Linked DNA regions of Homo sapiens: region 2 is linked to region 1. Evidence: read pairs that join two places in POLR2A ChIA-PET (ENCODE). Cell type or tissue: GM12878. All regions are shown on one strand. Links, peaks and the distances in the headings refer to the core of each region. The heading gives the core; the rest is flanking DNA. Region 1 overlaps RBMS2 (RNA binding motif single stranded interacting protein 2). Region 2 overlaps SPRYD4 (SPRY domain containing 4).

Region 1 (5,376 bases), core at 311-5,310:
AAGATCAGATTTAACAGTTTTTGAGAAACTTGAGATTCTGAAATGCTCCACGGCCTGCTTACCCTTTGGAAAGACTGTAAGGGGTAGAAGTACCCAACAGAAGACCACAGCTCTACGATACCTAATGTGTGGTTTTCTCTAAAAGGCTCAATTTAAGGACTTTTAACAATATCTTCTTTTGGCTGGTTGCGGTGACTCATGCCTGTAATCCCAGCACTTTGGGAGGATGAGGCGGGCGGATCACGAGGTCAGGAGATGGAGACCATTCTGGCTAACAGGGTGAAACCCCGTCTCTACTAAAAATACCAAAAAAAATTAGCCGGGTGTGGTGGCGGGCACCTGTAGTCCCAGCTTACTTGGGAGGCTGAGGCAGGAGAATGGTGTGAACCCAGGAGGCAGAGCTTGTAGTGAGCCGAGATCGCGCCACTGCACTCCAGCCTGGGCGACAGAGCAAGACTCAGTCTCAAAAAAAAAAAAAAAATCTTTTATAGGAATGGTTCATATTTCTGGTGGTCATTGGCACAGAAAATGTGAGTCTTACTTTAAATATGGGGAAATAGATTAAATATACTGAGTTAATTTAAATATGGAAATAGGTGAAAATACTGTTCCTTGTTCTATATAGTCCCTTATAATTTGTAGAACACATTTATATACATTATCTCCTTTGATCTACACAACACCATGTGGTAGGGTAGATGGATGTTATCTCTAAAGCACAAATAAGGAGTAGATCAGAGGGGTTTTTTTGTTTTGCTTTGTTTTTTGTTGTTGTTTTTGAGACGGAGTCTTGCTCTGTCACCTAGGCTGGAGTGCAGTGGCATGATCTCAGCTCACTGCAGCCTCTGCTTCCCAGGTTCAAGCAATTCTTCTCCCTCAGCCTCCCGAGTAGCTGGGACTACTGGCACGCACCACCACACTCAGCTAATTTTTTTTGTATTTTTAGTAGAGACGGGGTTTCACCATGTTGGCCAGGATGGTCTTGATCTCCTGACCTTGTGATCCGCCCGCCTCAGCCTCCCAAAGTGCTGGGATTACAGGCGTGAACCACTGAGCCTGGCCTTTTTTTTTTTTTTTTTTTTAACACAGATTCTCGCCCTGTTGCCCAGGCTGGAGTGCAATGGCGTGATCTCGACTCACTACAACCTCTGCCTCCCAGGTTCAAGCGATTCTCTCACCTCTGCCTCCTGAGTAGCTGGGACTACAGGCAAGTGCCACCACTCCCGGCTAATTTTTGTATTTTTAGTAGAGATGGGGTTTCTCCATGTTGTCCAGGCTGGCCTCAAACTCCTGACCTCAAGTGATCTGCCTGCCTCAGCCTCCCAAAGTGCTGGGATTACAGGCGTGAGCCACCGCACCCGGCGGATCAGAGGGTTTTTGTGAGTGTCCTAACTCACAGAGCTCTGGGTGGCGAAGTGGTGCTGGAATCTCAGTCTTCTGATTCCTTATTTCTCTTTCTCCAACAAGAAACTAACTCAGTAGACTCCAACATTCCTTTTTCTATCACTATGGGCCATGAACTCTTTCTTATTGCTTTTTCCTTCCACAGATTCATGAAATATTAATGATATTATCAATAGCTAATTAGACCTTGACCTTAATTACAACAAGGAGCAAAAAATAAATATTGGCAAATTCTTAGCTTGTACAATTTTATCAAATTAAAGGAACAATTTTCATTCAGAATTTTCTAATAAAAAATAATGGTAACAACCTCTATTTCTTGTATTCTTATTTATATGGCAGATACAAGAGAGGGCCCATGTTAATAGTCTGAAGACTGCCATTATTCCTATGAGGATCCCATACAGGGACCAGTTGAAAGAACCTTCATTACAAGCTGGGGTTACCTCTTCAAGAACCTTGAATTTGTGTGGCAGACACTCTGTGTTTCTGTAGTCATAACATTTGGAGCAGTTGTGGGGCTGGGAACTTAGAGCTTTGCTTTCTCTTTCAATGTGTGGAGAGCACAGATCCTGGAGAAGCTAGAGCCTAACCCCTCTTATGCTCCTTAGGATGGAGTCCACAGAGAAGTGTGAAGCCATCATCACCCACTTTAATGGAAAATATATTAAGACACCCCCTGGAGTACCAGGTGAGGCATCTGGGGCTCAGGCTGAGAGGGCCACAGGTTGTTACTTCCAGTGAAGATTCTGGAGCAGCTTTGCATGACTGTGCCTGGGCCACATGAGGTGGGACTCAGCTGCCCATCTGCCTTCTCTCTCGGCAGCCCCATCCGATCCCTTGCTTTGCAAATTTGCTGATGGCGGGCCAAAGAAACGACAGAACCAAGGAAAATTTGTGCAAAATGGACGGGCTTGGCCAAGGAATGCAGACATGGTAAGAGGACCTCTGAGGAGACAGGAGTACTAACGACATTAAAGTGGAACGGAAATGATCATGGCATGATTTCTGTGAGCTTAGGTGGAAAGCTTGAGAGCTACAGTACGTAATTGAGAAATGCTGGCTGTGAACATACTGCCAGTTTGTTCTCGAGTGTGGCTTTGCGGCCTGCACAATTAGAAAAACTCTGAAACAGCTGTAGTGGGACTTGTCTAGGCTTTAATTTGTTAAACCAAAACATTCCCAGCCTTGGACATTCTGGGCCAGCTCCTATTCTCACTCAAGGGCTCACAATGTGAACACTGTGTTCTTTCTTTATAGGGCGTCATGGCCTTGACCTATGACCCCACCACAGCTCTTCAGAATGGGTAAGGTTTTATATAATCAAGCCACCTGAAAATGATAATGGCCTGTGTCCAGACACTCAAATGATTCATCTTGATTCTCTCTATTTGAAAGTCAAGGGAACGTTGGCTGTGCCTATCAGTTGGGACCCTTCCCTTGTGGTTTCCTGTGACTCAGTACTGATTGAGGTTCCTTCCCACAGGTTTTACCCAGCCCCCTATAACATCACCCCCAACAGGATGCTTGCTCAGTCTGCACTCTCCCCATACCTTTCCTCTCCTGTGTCTTCGTATCAGGTATGTTCATGCCTGAAAAATGGTGTGGTGGTTTTCCCTACTACTGTGCTTTAAGTGAAGTAATATAAGGCTAGGAACTACTTGTTTTTTGTTTTTCCTTTTAATCATATTACACACAATTTTACATAACAGCGTAAAAGATGATCTGTGCATGTGGTCATATATATGGTATACAGTTTTAATGGTGTCCTCTTACTCCCCCTCCACCACCTCCACAAGTAAACTCATGTTAATGTCCTACTGTGTAGCATTTGTCATATTTTTTCATATGAATACACATATGTATAGCATTTGGGGAGTTGTTTATTTTACAAAAATTGGACCAGATTAAATATATTTTTACATTCACTCATCTCACTTAACAGTATCCTACACCAGTGATTCTCAAAGTGTGGTCCCTGAACAAGCAGCATCAGCATCATCTGAGAATTTTTAGAAACAGAAATTTTGGACTACCCTCCAAATCTACTGAATTACAAACTCTGAGGATGGGGCCCAGTGATCTGGGCTTTTGTTTGTTTGTTTGTTTGTTTTAAGAGGGCGTCTCCCTCTGTTGCCCAGGCTGGAATGCAGTGGTGCAATCTCGGCTCACTGCAATCTCCGCCTCCTAGGTTCAGGCGATTCTCCTGTTTTAGCCTCTGGAGTACCTGGGATTACAGGCATGCGCCACCACGCCCAGCTAATTTTTGTTTTTTTTAGTAGAGACGGGGTTTCACCATGTTGGCCAGACTGGTCTCAAACTCCTGACCTCAGGTGATCCGCCCGCCTCGGCCTCCCAAAGTGCTGCGCCACGCCCAGCCGTGATCTGGGTTTTAACAAGCCCTCCAGGTGATTCTGTTGCAGCTAATGTTGAGATCCTCTGCTCTAATTTTATCTTTTTTAATGGTTGCATTATATTTCATGCTGCAGATATGCCAGAATTCTTTAGCTATACCCAATGGGGGCATTCACTTAGATTCGTTTTTTTGCTGCTATCAATAATGCTCCACTAAACACCCTTGTGCTATATTTTTATATATGAATGCTTCTATTTCTGGGGGCTAGAGTCCCAGGAGGTGGATTGCTAGGTTGAATGCTATATGGATTTTCAGTTTTATAGATGTTGCCAGATTGCTTTCCACAAAGGCTGTGTCACCTCACATTTCTACCAGCCATGTATGAAAGTACCCATTTCCTTCCAGGCATAGGTGCTACTGCTCTTTTAAAATTGTTCCTGTCTTGCTGGGCACGGTGGCTCATACCTGTAATCCCAGCACTTTGGGAGGCCGAGGCAGGTGGATCACCTGAGGTCAGGAGTTCGAGACCAGCCTGGCCAACATGGTGAAACCTAGTCTTTACTAAAAACACAGAAATTAGCTGGGCATGGTGGCGGGCGCCTGTAATCCCAGCTACTTGGGAGGCTGAGGCCAGAGAATTGCTTGAACCCAGCAGGCAGAGGTTGTGGTGAGCCGAGATCGCGCCACTACACTCCAGCCTGGGCGACAAGAGTGAAACTCTGTCTCAAAAAAAAAAACAAAAAAATTGTTCCTGTCTTGATGAATGTAAAGTACATCGTTATTTTAATTTGCATGTCCCTTACTATAGGTGAATTTAACCATTTCATTTGTCATAGTTTGATTGGCTTCTCTCTGATTGCTATTCATATGCTTTGTCCATGTTTCTATTTGGTTATTTGTTCTTTTCCCATCAACTTATAAAAACTCCATGTAAGTATTAATCTTCTAAATGTTATCTTTGTTACAAATTTTTTTCCAATTTTATTTTTTGGCTGTTGAATTTGTGGTCCTCAAACTTTAGCGATGTATCAGAATCATGTGGAAAGCTTATTGAAAACTGGATTGCTGGGCACCACACCCAGTTCCTGGTTCAGTAAGATGGGTGGAAGGCAAGAATTTGCATGTCCAACAAGTTCCCAGGTGATGCTGCTGCCACTGCTGCTGGTCCAGGGACCATAGTGTGGGAATCACTAGTTTTTGCCATATAAAAGTTTAAAATTTGGCCAGGTGTGATGGCTCATGCCTGAAATCCCAGCAGTTTGGGAGGCAGAGGCAGGCAGATCACTTGAGCTCAGGAGTTCGAGACCAGCCTGGGCAACATGGCAAAACCCCTGTCCCTACAAAAAATACAAAAATTAGCCAGGTGAGGTGGTGCGTGCCTGTAATCCCAGTAACTCAGGAGGCTGAGGTGGGAGAATTGCTTGAGCCCGGAGATTGAGGTTTCAGTGAGCTGTGATCGCGCCACTGTACTTCATCCTGTGCAACAGAGCAAGACCATGTCTCAAAAAAAAAAAAAAAAAGTTTAAAATTTCTATATAGTTAAATTTGTCTTTTTCTTTTATAAATAACTTTTGAGGCCAGGCACGGTGGCTCACGCCTATAATCCCAGCACTTTG
Region 2 (5,376 bases), core at 180-5,179, 100 kb before region 1:
ACGTGGAAGGCAAACTGGCCAGAGAAGTCATACATGCCGCAGGAATGCATGAGGCTGAGGGTGTTGCGCACTGCTTCAGCACTCAGCACACTCTCGCCTGTGATGGGGCAGATCCCACCGTTGGCGAGGGTGGCTGCCATGACACTGCCTGATTCACAAGTGACCTCCACAGAACACAGCTATGAAAACAAAGAATAGGTGAAGATGTGACGTGAACCTGCACATGGGACCCTCGGGTGTAGGGAAAGGGCAAGGGCAAGGACAGTCTGTCCTGTTCCCTCGGCCCTGAGCAGTGTTTTCTTACCTGGAAGTAGAGATCAAGGGCAGCCATCATGTCCACCCCCTTAGGAAAGCACTGCAAGGAAGAGAGGGGAGAGCATTTCTCTTCAGGACATCAGCCCTTTCACACTGTCAGGGTCTCAGCTGAAGCCCCCAACCCCTACTGCCCTTCCACTAGCAGCAGAATTCCCAGGGACTTTCTCTTCCGGCCTCTTCTGGTTACCTTCTTTTCCTTGAGATAATAGCCGATGGCATAATTCCGATCCCCTGTTTCCTTCTCTGACTGGAATCTGAAGCAAACACCCAATTTAGTACTTGAAGTTGGAGGAGTGGGTGTTGGGAGAAGGGGAAAAATTACCTTCCCTGGAGAGACAGAACTACATCACACCACAAACTAAATGAACCCCTTTATAACTTCTCACAGTAATATTAGAGGAAATTTCTGAACCTGAGCAAACACTCAGCATAGTTTTGTTATAAAGTAAACCCAAACCAAACACCCCAAACTGTCTAGTCATCTAGGAAAACTGGTGAAGTTTTTGGCTTTGAAAGTCTTGGCAAGAAAGGGCTTAGGCACAAACCATCACACTGCCTCTCTCATTATGTACTAATTAGAAATGGAACAAATTATTTTACAAGATAAACAAATGTTTATGAAGGGACTCAGAGGAAGCTGGAGGGCCAAAGTTCCCCTGGGATTTCTTCCTCCTAAGATTCTCTCTCCCCCATTCCTCTTGTCCCCATCCTAAGTACACACACATACACCACAATGCTTTCAGTCAGTCCTCTGAGTAGGGACTTACGTGGCATTGCTGAAACCCATGTATTCATTCCCAGCCATTTTGTTGAGATACTGCAACACCTGGAAGAGAAAAAGGGACATTGAGGCTCCACTTGGTTAAGAAGCTCTATTAATACCTCACAGGTTGACTAGCCCTTCTGAACTCAGGTCTTGTCAAGAGGCTTTCCTCTCTGAGGCCAGCAGATTTCCACATTTCTGGAAATAAGGCTTCTAGTATGGGCTGGTGCACCTGGTAGTGGGGTTAGAGAGCCACTGGGGCAGCTGGAGAGGACAGCATGCCATGGCGAAATGCAGCCAGGGGCTAAGTAGCAAGGGAACTTACAAAATCAAACTTCTCTGCTTTGTTACAGTCCATCTGCAGAGAAAGAGAGAGATGTCAGCATTCTAAGTGTAGGAGGATGACAGAGGGAAGGGTCAGAAGGATCTAGTGGAGTTCTAGTGTTAGTCTGGTCCTGCTGCTGCAAATGTGTTCAATTTTATAATGGCCCTTTTTTTATCCTTCTGAAAACACCGCACTTCCATTGGCTCCTCTCTTTCTCTTTCTTTTTTTTGAGACAGTCTTGCTTTGTCACCCTTGTCACCCAGGCTGGAGTGCAGTGGCACGATCATGGCTCACTGCAGCTTTGACCTCCCAGGCTCAAGCGATCCTCCCACTTCAGCCTCCAAGTAGCTCGGATTACAGGCATGAGCCAGCTTGCTGGGCCATCCCACTTCCATTCTCAATCCAAACCCTCATCCCTGACTCCCACGTTCATTTTCCTGACTCGAATCCTGTCTCCTAGCCCCACCCTATCCCTGATCTCCATCCCCATTCCTTACACCCCATGCTGGAGCTTTACTCCATCCCATTGGCCAGCATGATGGTTCATGCCTGTAATCTCAGCAATTTGGGGGGCTGAGGCAGGAGGATCGCTTGAGACCAGGGGTTTGAGACCAGCCTAGGCAACATAGGAGAGACCCTGCCTCAATTTTTTTTTTTTTTTTTTTTTGAGATGGAGTCTTGCTCTGTCGCCCAGGCTGGAGTGCAGTGGCAGGATCTCGGCTCAACTGCAAGCTCCGCCTCCCGGGTTCATACCATTCTCCTGCCTTAGCCTCCCGAGCAGCTGGGACCACAGGTGCCCACCACCAAGCCTGGCTAATTTTTTGTATTTTTAGTAGAGACGGGGTTTCACCGTGCTAGCCAGGATGGTCTCGATCTCCTGACCTCGTGATTTGCCCACCTCGGCCTCCCAAAGTGTTGGGATTACAGGCGTGAGCCACCGCGCCTGGCCTCTATATTTTTTAAAAAAGGTCCTACTTAGATGGGAATGGGATGAGGCAGGTCCCAGATACAGGTTTGTAGATGGAGCCATCACAGAACAAGGGGAGAGACTCAGCCTCTTTTCCTCACCCAGACTCATTGCTTACTCATGTGTCAACTACAGAGTCAATACCACAGGGACTCTGATACCTGAGTCCCTGAGGGGAGGATTCCTAACACCACCTTCCCCAGGAGGGGCTGTGATTGGCTCCAGGGTGTTGCTGCCCAGCTGCTCCCAGGTTCTTGCTCAAGCCCTGGGAGACCTACAGCTGATGGGCTAGTCTGACACCCTGTTCAAGGCCAACTCACAGTTCCAGGTGACGTGAATAACTGCCCTGGCCTGGCCATTCACCCTTGCCTGCAGGTGTCCCACACCCAGAAGTGGCCAATCAGTGCCCAATAGTGCTGTCCTCCCCTTGTCTCTGGCATTTGGCCCTTGGTCCTAGGCAGGGGTCAGGACCTGCTCACTTCTCTAAGGGTCAGAAAGCTCTAGGCTCTAGACTCATGGGTGGGGGCAGGGAACAGTACTGAGTGGGGATGACGGAGGTGGTGCAGTCTCTTATACTGACATTGTCAGCATAACATGTGGGTCCCTGCTGTGCCTCATGTGCCTTCTGGGGACCCTCAAAGGAATCAGAGCCCCACCAGTCTCCCTGGAGAGCTGAACAAATATGAGGGATACAGGAACACAGGAGCTTAGAGGATAATACCTATCAGAAGGTTAAGGTGGCACTGACCTTGATCAGGGAGCTGACAACAATGGCACCAGCATTGACCATGGGGTTATGGGGGATTCCTGGGGAAATACAAACCACCAAGAGTCTTAGCCACTGAACAAAGCCTCCCTGACAGCCCGCTCACTTTGTGGGTTAGACAAGAAAGACTGCTAGGGAGAAAGGCATGACAGGGCTAATCAGGAAGGGCAGAGAAACAAAAAAGGCTGGGAGATGGGGTGGGGATAAGGAGAAGGGGACAGCTGTAAGTACGGTCTGAGCCTTGGTAGTGCTCACCTTCCTCATTGAGGGAGAGCTTGTTGTAGCGCAGGCCACTTGGCTCTTTGCCCACAAACTTGTGCACGTAGTCAGTGCCTAGGGTGCTTATGGAGATGGCATAGGTGAGGGGCTTCACACAGGACTGCAGGCAGAAGGGGATCTTTGTGTGGCCCACAGAGTGCCTGGAGGCAGACAGATGCCATGAAAGGGGTTGGCCTGTGTTCGGCACCTGTGCCCTGCCTCCCCTTCCTCTTGCCCAGCATCTCACCGTTGACCATCCACAGTGCACAGGGAGACACCCCACAGGTCTGGGTTTGACTTGGCCAGCTGAGGGATGTAGGCTGCCACCTGGACATGAGTGGGTAGAGAAAAGGGAGATGGATGTGGAGAAGAGGAACAGAGTTGAGGTTGAGGGTCAAGAGAATCTTTTAGATAAAAGCTAAAATTCTGTCTTCTATAGGGCAGAGGGGTTCCCTCCTGCCTGTTGCTCCCAGAAATGCCCGAGCCTTAAGTCCTAGAAGGCCATATCTTTGTGTATCCGCAATCCTGTAGAGATAGCAGTAAAGCCAATGGAAGTTAAAAAAGGAGAATTCTGAGGCAACCTTCCCCTTTTGGTTCTTAGGCTCAGTTACCCTATAAATCCCTTTGAAGGCTCTATTCGATCTTGATTCCCTCACCTGCTCTAGGAATCGTGTATAGAAACACATGAAGCCATGTCACCATTTACAGAAGTTCTGCTTCTCATCTCTCATTCATAGGACTCCCAGCCCCAGGAAATCTCTGAGAAGCGAGGTATATCTAGGTGTGGTGGCTCATGCCTGTAATCCCAGCACTTTGGGAGGCCGAGGTGGGTGGATCACTTGAGATCAGGAGTTCGAGACCAGCCTGGCCAATATGGCAAAACCCCATCTCTACTAAAAATACAAAAATTAGTCGGGCATGGTGGTGTATGCCAGCTACTCGGGAGGCTGAGACAGGAGAATCGCTTGAACCTGGGAGGTGGAGGTTGCAGTGAGCTGAGATTGCACCATTGCACTCCAGCCCGGGTGACAGAGCAAAACTCTGTCTCAGGAAAAAAAAAAAAAAAAAAAATCTGGCCCAGGTCCCTGACCCCTCCCTTAGTCCCCTGACTCTCACTTTGCCTCCAGTGAGCTCTTTGACATCCTCAAAGATGCGATCCACATGGCCCGTGAACTCCTCAAAATCAGGAATGACAAACTTCTTTCGGAATGCCTGGGTCAGGAGCACAATGTTGCTGCTCACACACCTGGATCCCAGACACGATTGGATTAGGGGGCTAGAGAAATGCAGCTGGGACTCACTCTGGAGCCACGGAAATTGGGAATAAAGAAGGTTGAGTGGTCTTCAGGTTTGGGATCAACAGCTCTGTTACCTTTGGCAAATCAGTTTACCTTTCTAGGTCTTAGTTTCCGTACCTCTAAAATGAGGGGTTTTAATGATGTGGAAAGACACTATGTCTTGGGATATGAGAAAAAAAATAAATACCAGAATAATATGTATGTATGTTACCTTGATATTTAAAAAATCCTAAATCATAAAAGTATATTTATATATATTCATGTATGTATGTCAGTACATAGGACATTATCTAGAAGATACCCACTAATCTGCTAATATTTACTTCTGGGAAAAGAGGACAGGGATTGAGTAGGGAGGGAAAGGAGAACATGTATTTCTATATTGTTTGAACTCTTATGATGAGTATTCATGTATAACTTATGTAATAAGTAATAAAATAAAATGAGGAATTGAACTATACAATTCCCAAATTCCTCCCTGCTCTGAGAGTCTATGTCCACAGGACAGTTTTCAGAGAGCAGTGCCCTTGTTTCTGGGGCCCTCACTTTCGGAAGAGATCTCGGTCCAAGAGGCCACCACTACTGGACTCTTGGACCACGCGGTGCATCTCGCTCATGCAGTCTCGGAGCCGAGGATCTGATGTCTGCAGTCCAGTGGCCTTTAGTGCCTTTAGAGGAAAGAAG

What was found. ChIA-PET counts read pairs that join two places held together with the same protein. Peaks named below come from ENCODE experiments on the same cell type or tissue, not always from the same donor. Only the 100,000 strongest peaks of a DNase experiment are listed, where the experiment ranks them.
Region 2: POLR2A ChIA-PET joins it to region 1 with 5 read pairs; 10 of 35 experiments call an interaction of 5 or more read pairs at or near these places.

Annotation. Positions count from the first base shown.
Region 1 is chr12:56,579,169-56,584,544 of GRCh38, forward strand. It overlaps RBMS2 (RNA binding motif single stranded interacting protein 2), which reads left to right. Exons shown (of 14, transcript NM_002898.4): 6 at 2,016-2,095; 7 at 2,231-2,340; 8 at 2,665-2,711; 9 at 2,891-2,984. Among named protein-coding and RNA genes, the nearest start is that of BAZ2A, 48 kb to the right of the region's middle. RefSeq lists an enhancer at 2,978-3,027. In GM12878, for the core only: no CTCF peak of the experiment used is centred there; a DNase peak (open chromatin) is centred at 2,783.
Region 2 is chr12:56,474,542-56,479,917 of GRCh38, forward strand. SPRYD4 (SPRY domain containing 4) reads left to right here. Exons shown (of 2, transcript NM_207344.4): 2 at 1-5,167. GLS2 (glutaminase 2) reads right to left here. Exons shown (of 18, transcript NM_013267.4): 3 at 5,239-5,360; 4 at 4,511-4,640; 5 at 3,642-3,721; 6 at 3,392-3,555; 7 at 3,119-3,177; 8 at 1,404-1,436; 9 at 1,083-1,141; 10 at 503-569; 11 at 305-355; 12 at 3-179. Among named protein-coding and RNA genes, the nearest start is that of SPRYD4, 8.7 kb to the left of the region's middle. In GM12878, for the core only: no CTCF peak of the experiment used is centred there; no DNase peak of the experiment used is centred there.